Linked DNA regions of Homo sapiens: region 2 is linked to region 1. Evidence: read pairs that join two places in POLR2A ChIA-PET (ENCODE). Cell type or tissue: OCI-LY7. All regions are shown on one strand. Links, peaks and the distances in the headings refer to the core of each region. The heading gives the core; the rest is flanking DNA.

What was found. ChIA-PET counts read pairs that join two places held together with the same protein. Peaks named below come from ENCODE experiments on the same cell type or tissue, not always from the same donor. Only the 100,000 strongest peaks of a DNase experiment are listed, where the experiment ranks them.
Region 2: POLR2A ChIA-PET joins it to region 1 with 20 read pairs; 1 of 35 experiments calls an interaction of 5 or more read pairs at or near these places.

The regions. Positions count from the first base shown.
Region 1 is chr22:46,418,426-46,423,803 of GRCh38, forward strand. All of the region lies in intron 5 of CELSR1 (cadherin EGF LAG seven-pass G-type receptor 1), which reads right to left. Among named protein-coding and RNA genes, the nearest start is that of TRMU, 85 kb to the left of the region's middle. RefSeq lists a silencer at 2,849-2,898. In OCI-LY7, for the core only: no CTCF peak of the experiment used is centred there; a DNase peak (open chromatin) is centred at 3,056; H3K4me3 peaks cover 642 bases; H3K27ac peaks cover 471 bases.
Region 2 is chr22:46,766,951-46,772,328 of GRCh38, forward strand. The region is part of intron 1 of TBC1D22A (TBC1 domain family member 22A); the gene reads left to right. Among named protein-coding and RNA genes, the nearest start is that of TBC1D22A, 7.0 kb to the left of the region's middle. RefSeq lists enhancers at 1,907-1,956, 2,075-2,955, 2,207-2,416, 2,956-3,834. In OCI-LY7, for the core only: no CTCF peak of the experiment used is centred there; DNase peaks (open chromatin) are centred at 1,801, 2,501 and 3,991; H3K4me3 peaks cover 2,825 bases; H3K27ac peaks cover 4,347 bases.

The DNA.
Region 1 (5,378 bases), core at 265-5,264:
AGTGGGCCGAGATTGTACAACTACACTCCAGCCTGGGCGACAGAGCAAGATTCCGCCTCAGAATAAATAAATAAATAAATTAAAATAAAATATAACATAAAATCATAAAGTTGATTTTTACATCTTTAAAGAAAAAAGCAGCAAGTAAGCAACTCGTGCAATTAGCCTCTCCGCTGAACCCGCAGGCTCTTCTCCAGGAGCTAAGACGCAAAGCCACCTGCAGCTTGGAGTTCGGGCACTGGCCCGCCATTTCCTCCATTTATTCAACTATCCAAGAAAGTAATGCACGGTGCTATTAGGCTTATTGTGGGAGCATTAGAAAAGTTTTCAACAAAGGTCAGAACCAACCGGTCACCTAGAGATTCTTAAAGAAATCACACAAAGCCTTTTATTTCTCAGGCAAGGGGGTCTAACCCGTTTCCCCGATGATTCTGGCCAAAGACAAAAGTGAGGAGCTCTGTGCTTTCCTGATGGACGTATACAGTACATTTGGAAACACAAGAACCGTGGGTCCGGAGGCAGGAGTCCCCTGGGCATGCGTGTTCAGCACTGGACGGAGATAAGCTCCTCCTACAGAGCTCCATGATCCCCGTGGTAGTTAATTTTGTTCTGGAAATGATCCAGCAGGGCACCGTGCCAGCCCCCACTGAGCCAGACCCTGGACCAAAGCCCCCAGTTCCATGGGAGGAAGCCAGGGCCATCTCAGCCCTGCTCCTTTGGGGCTCAGCCATCGGGACCAGGTCACCTCTGCGGCCAGGCTACTCCCCCAGGTGTTTTGGGAGCCTGGGAATTATATGGGGATTTGCTCAGAGGGGGGTCTTCTTGCCAATGACAAATGAAGGGCCAAAATGCAGTGAGATACAGCGCCTTCTTGGAAAGCAACACGTTCCTTCTCTTGGGGATTTTATAGGCAAAAAGTTGCTTGGTACAACCTGAGGGACCCTCCTCAAGCACTCAACAAGAAGCTCACTCATGTTCCTCTATGGGTGGGAGGCATCTCAATCCTAATGCTACTCCCAGCTAGAGAAATCCTGACAAGCGGGACAAGGAGGAACGCACACTTCCGAGCTGCAGCCTCCCGGGGCCTGCCTCCTCCACACGGGCACCGGGACAGAGTGCCTGGGATGGGGCCTCTGAGCTCAGCCCCCACAACACAGTAGCCTGAGTGTCCCGGGAAAAACAGGAGAAAACTTCAGGAAGGATGGCAGGTGGGCTACAGTTCCCTCGAAAATGACTTTTCTGAGCAAGCAAAAAAGCTTACCAAAAATGTGTACACTCGCCCACTCACACTCACGTGTGTACACTCACCCACACTCGTGCATACTCAAACCCACACGTGCACACTCACCACTCACACTCAAATGCGCCCTCACCCATGCACATGCACTCATACTCGTGCACATTTACCCACGCTCACGTGCATACCCGCATTCACACCCACATGTGCACTCCCACACGTGCCTTCTCACATTCATGTGCATTTATTCATACGCTCACACGTACACTTACCCAAACTCATGCACACTCACCCACGCACACGTGCACTCACCCTTATGTACACTCACCCACAATCATGTGCATACTCAAAACCCACGTGCACTTACCGACACTCACACTCAAATGTGCACTCACCCACACGTGCGCTCATACTCACATGTGCACACCTACCCACACTCGTGCATACTCATCCACATTCACACTCACATATACACTCACCCACTCAAATGTGCCCTCACCCACACGTGCACTCATTCATACTCACATGTGCACACCTACCCACACTCGTACATACCCACATTCACACCCACATATGCTCACCCACACTCAAATGCACTCGCCCACACACGTGCACTCATATATGCACACTCAGCCACTCATGTGCACTCACGTATGCACTCACCCACTCGTGCACTCATGTGCACATTTACCCACATGTGCATGCTCACCCACTCAAATGTGCACTCACCCACACATTTACACGTGTGCTTCTTCACACACGTGCACACACCCACACACATGCATACTCACCCAGGTGCACTCACCCACTCACGTATGCACTCACACGTGTGCACACGTGGACACACCCACTCACATCATTCATACTTGCATGTGCACACACAGATATACTAGCACACACTTGTGTGCACACATGCTCACCCATACTCGTGCTCATGCTTGCACAATATACTCACCTGTACACACTCACCTTGCACACAGTCTTGCACACTAACACATGCTCATACAAAGTCATGGCCTGCTCCTGTAAAGACCTAATAGTCCCCTCTCTGTCCTCGATCTGGGCCCGCGGGACCCCCTTCCTTAGTCCCCCTGCCTCTTCTTGCCCTGATGACCTTTCTGACCAGCCTCCCTCCCTCCTGGCCTGCATCCCACTAAGGGGTGACATGCTCAGTATCTGTGTGATAAGGTGAAGGTGGGGAGAGGGCTGAATTGGGGGACAGAGCATGGAAGCGCCTGGATAAGACAGGGAGAAGGTGGGGGCCGGGGATGGTCACGGCAGGAAAACGCGACAGCCCTCGGATGGCACGTCCCAGAGCAGCGGATACACGGGTGGGTGAGAGATGCTGGGTCCATGGCTCCGCCTAAACCCGGCCCTCCCATCATCTACTCTGTGCTTCAGTTTCCTCATCTGTGAAACAGCAACAGCACCTCCTCCTCCAGGAGCTAACATGAGGATCACGTGGGGGACACACATGAGCCTGGCACAAGACAGGACATCAGCCAGTACACTTCAGCCACCACCACCCTCCCTGCCGAGGTGCTGGGGGGGTAGAGGCGGGAAAGGCCAGGAGCCCAGAGAGGGGAGGGAGGCAGCCGTGGCACAGTGCATCTCAGAGCCCCAGCAGTGAGGGGTTGGGTGGGGTGGGAAGGATGGGGGTGAGACAGAGGCTGCTGGAGGACAGTGGCTATGATGCCAGACAGGAAGCAACCTCAGCCGGGCGTGAAACTGAGGGCTGCTCCAGCCCTGGGGCGACTTTCCATAACAGGGTTCTGTAACACAAAGGCCCAGGGTGGGGCGGCGCTTGCCTCCGAGAATCACCACGTTTCCATAGCAGGTGACTTTCTACCACCTGACCAGGCCTGTGTTTGGGAACGGAAACCAAGTGACTTATCTGTCACATCACATAGCAGCATCGGGGCAGCCCCCACCTGCCACAGCGCCTGCAAGCAGGGCCCTGCACCACCTTTCTGGCAGAGCTCGCTAGCCACCTGAAGACCCCTCTATCGGCTTCTATGCCCCCATCACTTGGGCTCAAGGAGGCAGGAACATCCTGAGTCCGAGATGCAGGGTAAGTAAAGGCAGTGGCCGCCGACTTCACCAACTGATGGGAGCACGTGCAGACTGCCTTAGCAGAGGCCCCACTAGTGGATTTGACAGAACACCTGCTGGGGCTGGAGAAGCCAGGGAAGCTCACGAAGGGCGTGACCTTTCACGCAGCCACGGAACACCTGGGGAGCATCCCCATCCCCTCCTCTTAAACACGGAACTTCCTATGAGACAGAATCAAAGCCAACAAGGCCCTGAGGGCAAAATTACCAGCCTGCATGGCCACCTCCTTTATCATAAGGATTTTACATACTTTGCAAGGCTTAATTAACTTTGTAAAAGTTTAGCTTCTTTATCTTACATATTCTGTATATCCAATTATCTTTTTGTTTATTTTTTTTGTTTTATTTTTGAGACAGAGTCTCACTCTGTCGCCCAGGCTAGAGTGCAGTGGCACGGTCTTGGCTCACTGCAACCTCTACCTCCCAGGTTCAAGAGATTCTCCTGCCTCAGCCTCCCGAGTAGCTGAGATTATGGGCACCTGCCACCACGCCCGGCTAATTTTTTTGTATTTTTAGTAGAGATGGGGTTTTGCCAGGTTGGCCAGGCTGGTTTTGAACTCCTGACTTCAAGTGATCTGCCTGCCTCGGCCTCCCAAAGTGCTAGGATTACAGGCGTGAGCCACCGTGCCTGGCCCTCAAATGATTTTTTTAAACAGAATATTTAAAAGAAAAAACCAGGGCCGGGCGCAGTGGCTCACACCTGTAATCGCAGCACTTTGGGAGGCCAAGGGGGGGCGGATCACGAGGTCAGGTGACTGAGACCATCCTGGCCAACACGGTGAAACCCCGTCTCTACTAAAAAAAAATAATAATAATAAAAAATAAATAAATAAATAAATAAAAATTAGCCGGGCATGGTGGTGGGCGCCTGTAGTCCCAGCTACTCAGGAGACTGAGGCAGGAGAATGGTGTGAACCCAGGAGGTGGAGCTTGCAGTGAGCTGAGATCACGCCACTGCACTCCAGCCTGGGCGACAGAGCGAGACTCCATCTCAAAAAAAAAAAAAATGGCTCATAGTCCCATGACCCAGATAACTGCTATATTGTTTTTTTAAATACAAAGAACTCAAGTGCATGTAAGAAGGCACAGAAGGGCATAAAAGGAACACGAAATCCACCTCACTTTGCATTCTTCTTCCCATTGGTATCCACCTTTGCTATAAGGGCCACGATGATGCCTCCTGCACTGTACGTCTGGCCTCTGCAATGCCACCTCCTGGCTCTTGCCACCAATGGTCCATGTCTCTACCTAGAGGCTGGGCTTGGCCACATGACCTGGGCAACAGGACATCAGGGCACAAGGACACGAGATAAGGCCTGGAAAGCACCGTGCACTGGGACTCGCCCTCTCTGGCTGCTAGGAACCCCCTGCCACCAAGTGAACGGCCAGGGTGGCCTGCTGGAAGATGAGAGGCCCCAGCTGCCATGGCTAACGGCCAGGTCATATGAGTGAGGCCTTCACACAGCCCTGGCTGAATCGCATAGACCAGAAGAACCAGCAGCCAAACCACTGCATCACCAGGAATAATAAATATCTGATCAAGACTCCATGCTGGCCAGGCGCGGTGGCTCACGCCTGTAATCCCAGCACTTTGGGAGGCCGAGGGGGGCAGATCACCTGAGGTCAGGAGTTCAAGACCAGCCTCAACATGGAGAAACCCCGTCTCTACTAAAAATACAAAATTAGCCGGGCGTGGTGGTGCAGGCCTGTAATCCCACCTACTCGGGAGGCTGAGGCAGGAGAATTGCTTGAACCTGGGAGGCAGAGGTTGCGGTGAGCCGAGATCGCGCCTTTACACTCCAGCCTGGGCAACAGGAGCGAAACTTCGTCTCAGAAAAAAAAAAAAAAAAAGACTCCATGCTTTAGGCAGTTTATGACCTTGAAAAAGCTATCCGATGAGCACTATTAACAAGTATGGGCCGGGTGCGGTGGCTCACGCCTATAATCCAGCACTTTGGGAGGCTGAGGCAGTTGGATCACCTGAGGTCAGGAGTTCGAGACCAGCCTGGCCAACATGGTGAAATCCCATC
Region 2 (5,378 bases), core at 289-5,288, 350 kb after region 1:
GAGATCCACAGGTTTAGGAAAAGTATCTTTCTCATTCTTGCATTGTCAGTACCGATACCTGGTGTTTATTCCGAACTATCTCCTCGATTAGCCTGGAGAGTGAGTGGTTTGGCCAGGGCTATAAACTGCAGGAGAGGTGGTCTTGCTGGTAGACCCTCGGTTTATGCACACCCTGGTCCTTAGGTTGCATATGTGGCTGACGCTTTCCTAGAAACTTTGTTTCTGGATGAGCCAGGATGTGTGGTGTGGTAGATAGACCCTCCTAGTCAGAGGACTAGGAGTTGGTGGTCCAGATTTTAACTTTCTTTTTCCGGTAGTGGTCTTCACCAAGTTACCTCTGGGGCCATCAGTGTCTGTATCTGTAGCACAAAGCGGTTGAGTTTGGTTTAAGTAGCTATGGCAAATGGGGAGATATCTTTGGCTTAGCACGATTCTCTTTGAGGAGAAAAGAATGGGCTTCTTGGACCAGTTTTGAGAATTTGATGATTTGCTGATCCAGCAAATATGTATTCAACCCATAGTATGTGTTAGGAACAGCCCCAGGTGCTGGAGATAATATTAGTGAACAAAATAGACCTAGATCTCTGCTCTCCCAGAGCTTACAGTGCAGTGGGAGAGCCGGGTATAAATAACATAGCTCAGTTAAATGGAGTTAACTGTTGGAAGGTGACAGCTGCTATCAAAACAATGCTGGGAAAGAGGACTAGGTGGCTTAGTGGCAGGTGTGGTGGTGAGAAGGAGCCCTTCACTGAGGTGACATTTGAGGAAAGATTTGCACGAGGTGAGGGAACAGGCCAACCAGGAGGCTGGGGAAGAGCGGTCCTGGCAGAGGAGTGAGCAGGTGCAGAGGACTCCCAGAGCGATGCTGGCGTGCTTGAGGAGAGGAGCTGGGGCCAGGGTGGGTCTGGCCGAGAGAAGGGGAGAGTCGTGGGGTGCGTCATGAAAGGTGGTGGGGTAGGGCCTCATGACCACAGTGAAGACATGGACTGTTCTTTGATTCTGGCTGAATGGGGAACCTTTGGAGGGCTTTGAGCAGAGAAGTGGCATGGTCTGCATTAGGTTTAATGGGATATCTTTGGCTGCTGTACTGAAGACAGATTGGAGGCGTTGGGAGTCGGGGCAAGGGCAGAAGCAGGGAGACCAGGAGGCCAGGGTGCCGCAGCGTCCAGTGGTCACTGGTGGTGGCGGCTTGCACCTGAGTGGAAGCTGTGGTGGTGGCAAGAAATGGTAAGTGATAAGAATCCGAAGGTTTGGCCGGGCGCGGTGGCTCACGCCGGTAATCCCAGCACTTTGGGAGGCTGAGGTGGGTGGATCACTTGAGGTCAGGAGTTTGAGACCAGCCTGGCCAACATGGTGAAACCCCGTCTCTACTAAAAATACAAAAGTTAGCCAGGCGTGGTGGCAGGCGCCTGTAATCCCAGCTGCTTGGGAGGCTGAGGCAGGAGAGTCGCTTGAACACAGGAGGCAGAGGTTGCAGTGAGCCAAGGTCGCGCCACCGCCCCGCAGCCTGGGCAACAGAGCGAGACTCTGTCTCAAAAAAAAAAAAAAAAAAAAAAAAATAGAATCTGAAGGTTCAGTCTCTGACTGTCTGGGCTGGTTCTTTCCCGGGCCGCTGACTCTCTTGGCTCCCGAAGGGCTGTTGCTTTCCGCAGTTGCAGTTGGAATTCTCGCCACACTTCACTTTAAAAATGCCAAGACAAAATCACAGCACACTGGGCTTGAGAACACAGGCAGTCTTTCAGTGTGGGTCTGATGTTTGCTATTTTAGCTCAGCTCCGCCTGGCAGGGTGTGGTCTGCTGACAGAGGGTATGCAGGCAGCTGGGGTATGTGGAGTATGACGTTTGAAAGTGGCATGGTGGTGGCTGGGCGCTCTGGCTCATGCCTGTCATCTCAGCACTTTGGGGGGCCCAGGCGGGTGGATCACCTGAGGTCAGCAGTTCGAGACCAGCCTGACCAACATGGTGAAACCCCGTCTCTACTAAAAATACAAAAAATAGCTGGACATTGTGGCAGGCATCTATAATCCCAGCTACTCAGGAGGCTGAAGCAGGAGAATCATTTGAATCTGGGAGGTGGAGGTTGCAGTGAGCTGAGATCGCGTCACTGCACTCTAGCCTGGGCGACAGGGCAAGACTCTGTCTCAAAAAAAAAAAAAAAAAAAAAAAGAAAGTGTTATGGTAGCAAGAAAGGCCCAAATTGAGCATGGCAAGGATGTGAGTGCTGGGATAAAGCTGGAGCACAAGAGGGTTCTTAGTGATGTGGCTCTGACAGCCTTCAGCTTACATTGCCAGAGCCACGAGATGTCTGTGAGCAAATCAGACGGTCGGCTGAATAGGCCACAGTCCGTCCTCAGCCGAAGGAGAGGCACTGTTGGGGATAATGAATTCATTTGGAAAACGTTTACGAGCTCCTCTCCTGTGCCAGGTGCTGTGGTGCGTGCTGAGCAAGCCATGTGGCTCTTCACGGCTGGACGCCTGCCCTGTGAACACATGCGCACAGACTGCAGTGCTGGGCAGGTGGCAGTCCCGGGACCCTGGCAGAGTAGCAAGGCCCTCACTGGGTGGAATGCTCATGTCCTCCTTACACAGGTCCCGCTTCCGCCGAGACCTGGCTGTACAGCAGGAACCGATCTGGCTGCTGAGGTCAGGGGAGGGTGTATAGGAGTGGGGAGCGCTTGACTGGGGAGGAGGGGCATGGAGGGTGGTGAGCAGGCACTGGAGCTGCTTCCAAGGCCATGGTGAAGATCTGAGCTGTGGTCCTAAGAGCCATGAGAGAGTGTTGAAGGGTTTTAAACAGGGAGGGGTGTGATACTGTGACACTGTTTGTCATCCTTGAAGAGAGGGCGAGAGAGGAAACTGGTGGGCTTCTGAGGAGGCCGAGGCCAGATGCTGTGGGGTTGGAGAGGATCGGGCATGTTCAGGGTACACATGGCACACTCAGGATTCACTGATGGGCGGGGTGCTGGGGGTCGAGGTGATCTCCAGGGTGCTGGCCTGAGGGGATGGGAGTGTGGTAGGCAGAATACTGGCCCCCTAAAGGTGTCCTCATCCTCATCCCTGACCCCTGTGAATATGTTCTGTTACATGGCAGAGGGGAATTAAGGTCGCTAATCAGCTGACCTGAAATGGGGGAATTGTCCTGTTACCTGGTGGGCCCAGTGTAACCTCACGAGCTTTTGGACGTGGTCAGAGACATGGTGTGGGATGGACTCCACCCACAGCGGCTGGCTTTGCAGATGGAGGAGGCAGCCACCAGGAATGTGGCGCGGCTTCTAGAAGCTGCGAAAGGCCTTCTGCAGATGGCTAACAGGAGAGCAAGGCCTTGCTCCTGCATCCGCCAGGAGCTGAATTCTGCCGCCAACCGGAGTGAGCAGGAAAGGGGTTCTCCCTTCGAGCCTCCCGGAAGGGGCACAGCTGGCTGACGCCTGGACTTCAGTGTGATGAGACCCATGCCGGATTTCTGACCTTCAGAACTTCGAGATAGTGAATGCATGTTTTAAGCTGTGGTAATTTGTTACAGCAGCTGTGAAGAGTTGGGGACTGTGCCGAGGGATGTCTGACAGGGAATGGCAGGTGGCCCAGCACCTCCCTCAGCAGAGTCCTGCACTTGGATGTGGGCAGGAGTACCTTGGTCAGCGGCCTTGGGGGTGGTCACTGGGTAACCTCCACAAAGTGTGTTTAAACCCAGGGGACTGAAGTCAGCTCGGAGGGTTCTTCCTATGTCCTATGTCCTGCTCAGGCCTAGGAACCAAATAGAGCCCTGCCTCTTTCCTCAGAATGTTGGCTGCTGCTTCTGGCCGCCTTGCTTTCTTGTGTTTTTTATAAATCTGTATTGCCTTTTGCTTATGTTTTGAAGAGATTGTTTATTGGGTAAGAACCCTCAGTCCTGTTTTCCATGCAGAGGGAAGCCCCGGAGTCTTGTTCCGGCAGTGATTGTGTGTTCCCCGCCAGTTGGGTTTCTCTTCTTGTTTGTGAGTGGAGATGACCTTCCTGTGACGGGGGCCGCGGAAGAGCTGGTGGGTGAGATTTTGCTGTAGGTGCAGTTCCTTTTCTTGTTCCTTTCAGCGGTTACTTTCCATGTTATTAAATGTCTTACTTTGTCCAGAAACACTTTGAAAAATAAATTGAATGTGAATCATATTTCCTTTCTCTTACATATTCGTCTGATAGAGTAAATCTGGACTCTGGGTTAATTTTAAATGAAGACAAAAATGATTGATCCCTGACAATTTTGGATTATTTATTTATTTGTTTCTTAAGTAACAAGAGCAGGAGGAAGTACCCCATCGCCTCCAAGTGTTTTTGAGGAACCATGGGATTCCTCATGGAATTGAGGAGAACAAGTCTTCGGAGACCACTTGTCTGTTTTTCTTTCTGTTTTTCTTTTTAATTTTTTATTTCTATAGATTACTGGGGAACAGGTGGTGTTTGGTTACATGAGTAAGTTCTTTAGTGGTGATTTGTGAGATTTGGGTGCACCTGAGCAGTATACACTGAACAGTGTATACTGAACAGTGCACCCGAGCAGTATACACTGAACCCAGTCTTTTATCCCTCACCCGCTTCCCATCCTTTTCCTCTGAGTCCCTGAAGTCTATTGTGTCATTCTTATGACTTTGCATCCTCATGGCTTAGGTCCTACTTACTATTTTTTTTTTTTTTGAGATGGAGTCTTGCTCTGTTGCCCAGGCTGGAGTGGAGTGGCGCGATCTCAGCTCATTGCAACCTCTGCCTCCCGGGTTCAGGTGATTCTCCTGTCTCAGCCTCCCGAGTGGCTGGGATTATAGGCACATGCCACCATGCCCGCCTAATTTTTGTATTTTTAGTAGAGATGGGGTTTCACCATGTTGGCCAGGCTGGTCTTGAACTCCTGACCTCAAGTGATCCACCCGCCTCGGCCTCCCAGAGTGCTGAGATTACAGGCGTGAACCACCATGCCTAGCCGTTAGCTCCCACTTATGAGTGAGAACAGGTGATGTTTGGTTTTCCATTCCTGAGTTACTTTACCCAGAATTGTTGTCTCCAATCTCATCGAGGTCTCTGCGAATGCCAGTAATTCATTCCTTTTTATGGCTAAGTAGTATTCCATCGTATATATACATATACATATATATGTATACACACATATACATATATATGTATACACACATATACATATATATGTATACACACATATACATATATATGTATACACACATATACATATATATGTATACACACATATACATATATATGTATACACACATATACATATATATGTATACACACATATACATATATATGTATACACACATATACATATATATGTATACACACATATACATATATATGTATACACACATATACATATATATGTATACACACATATACATATATAT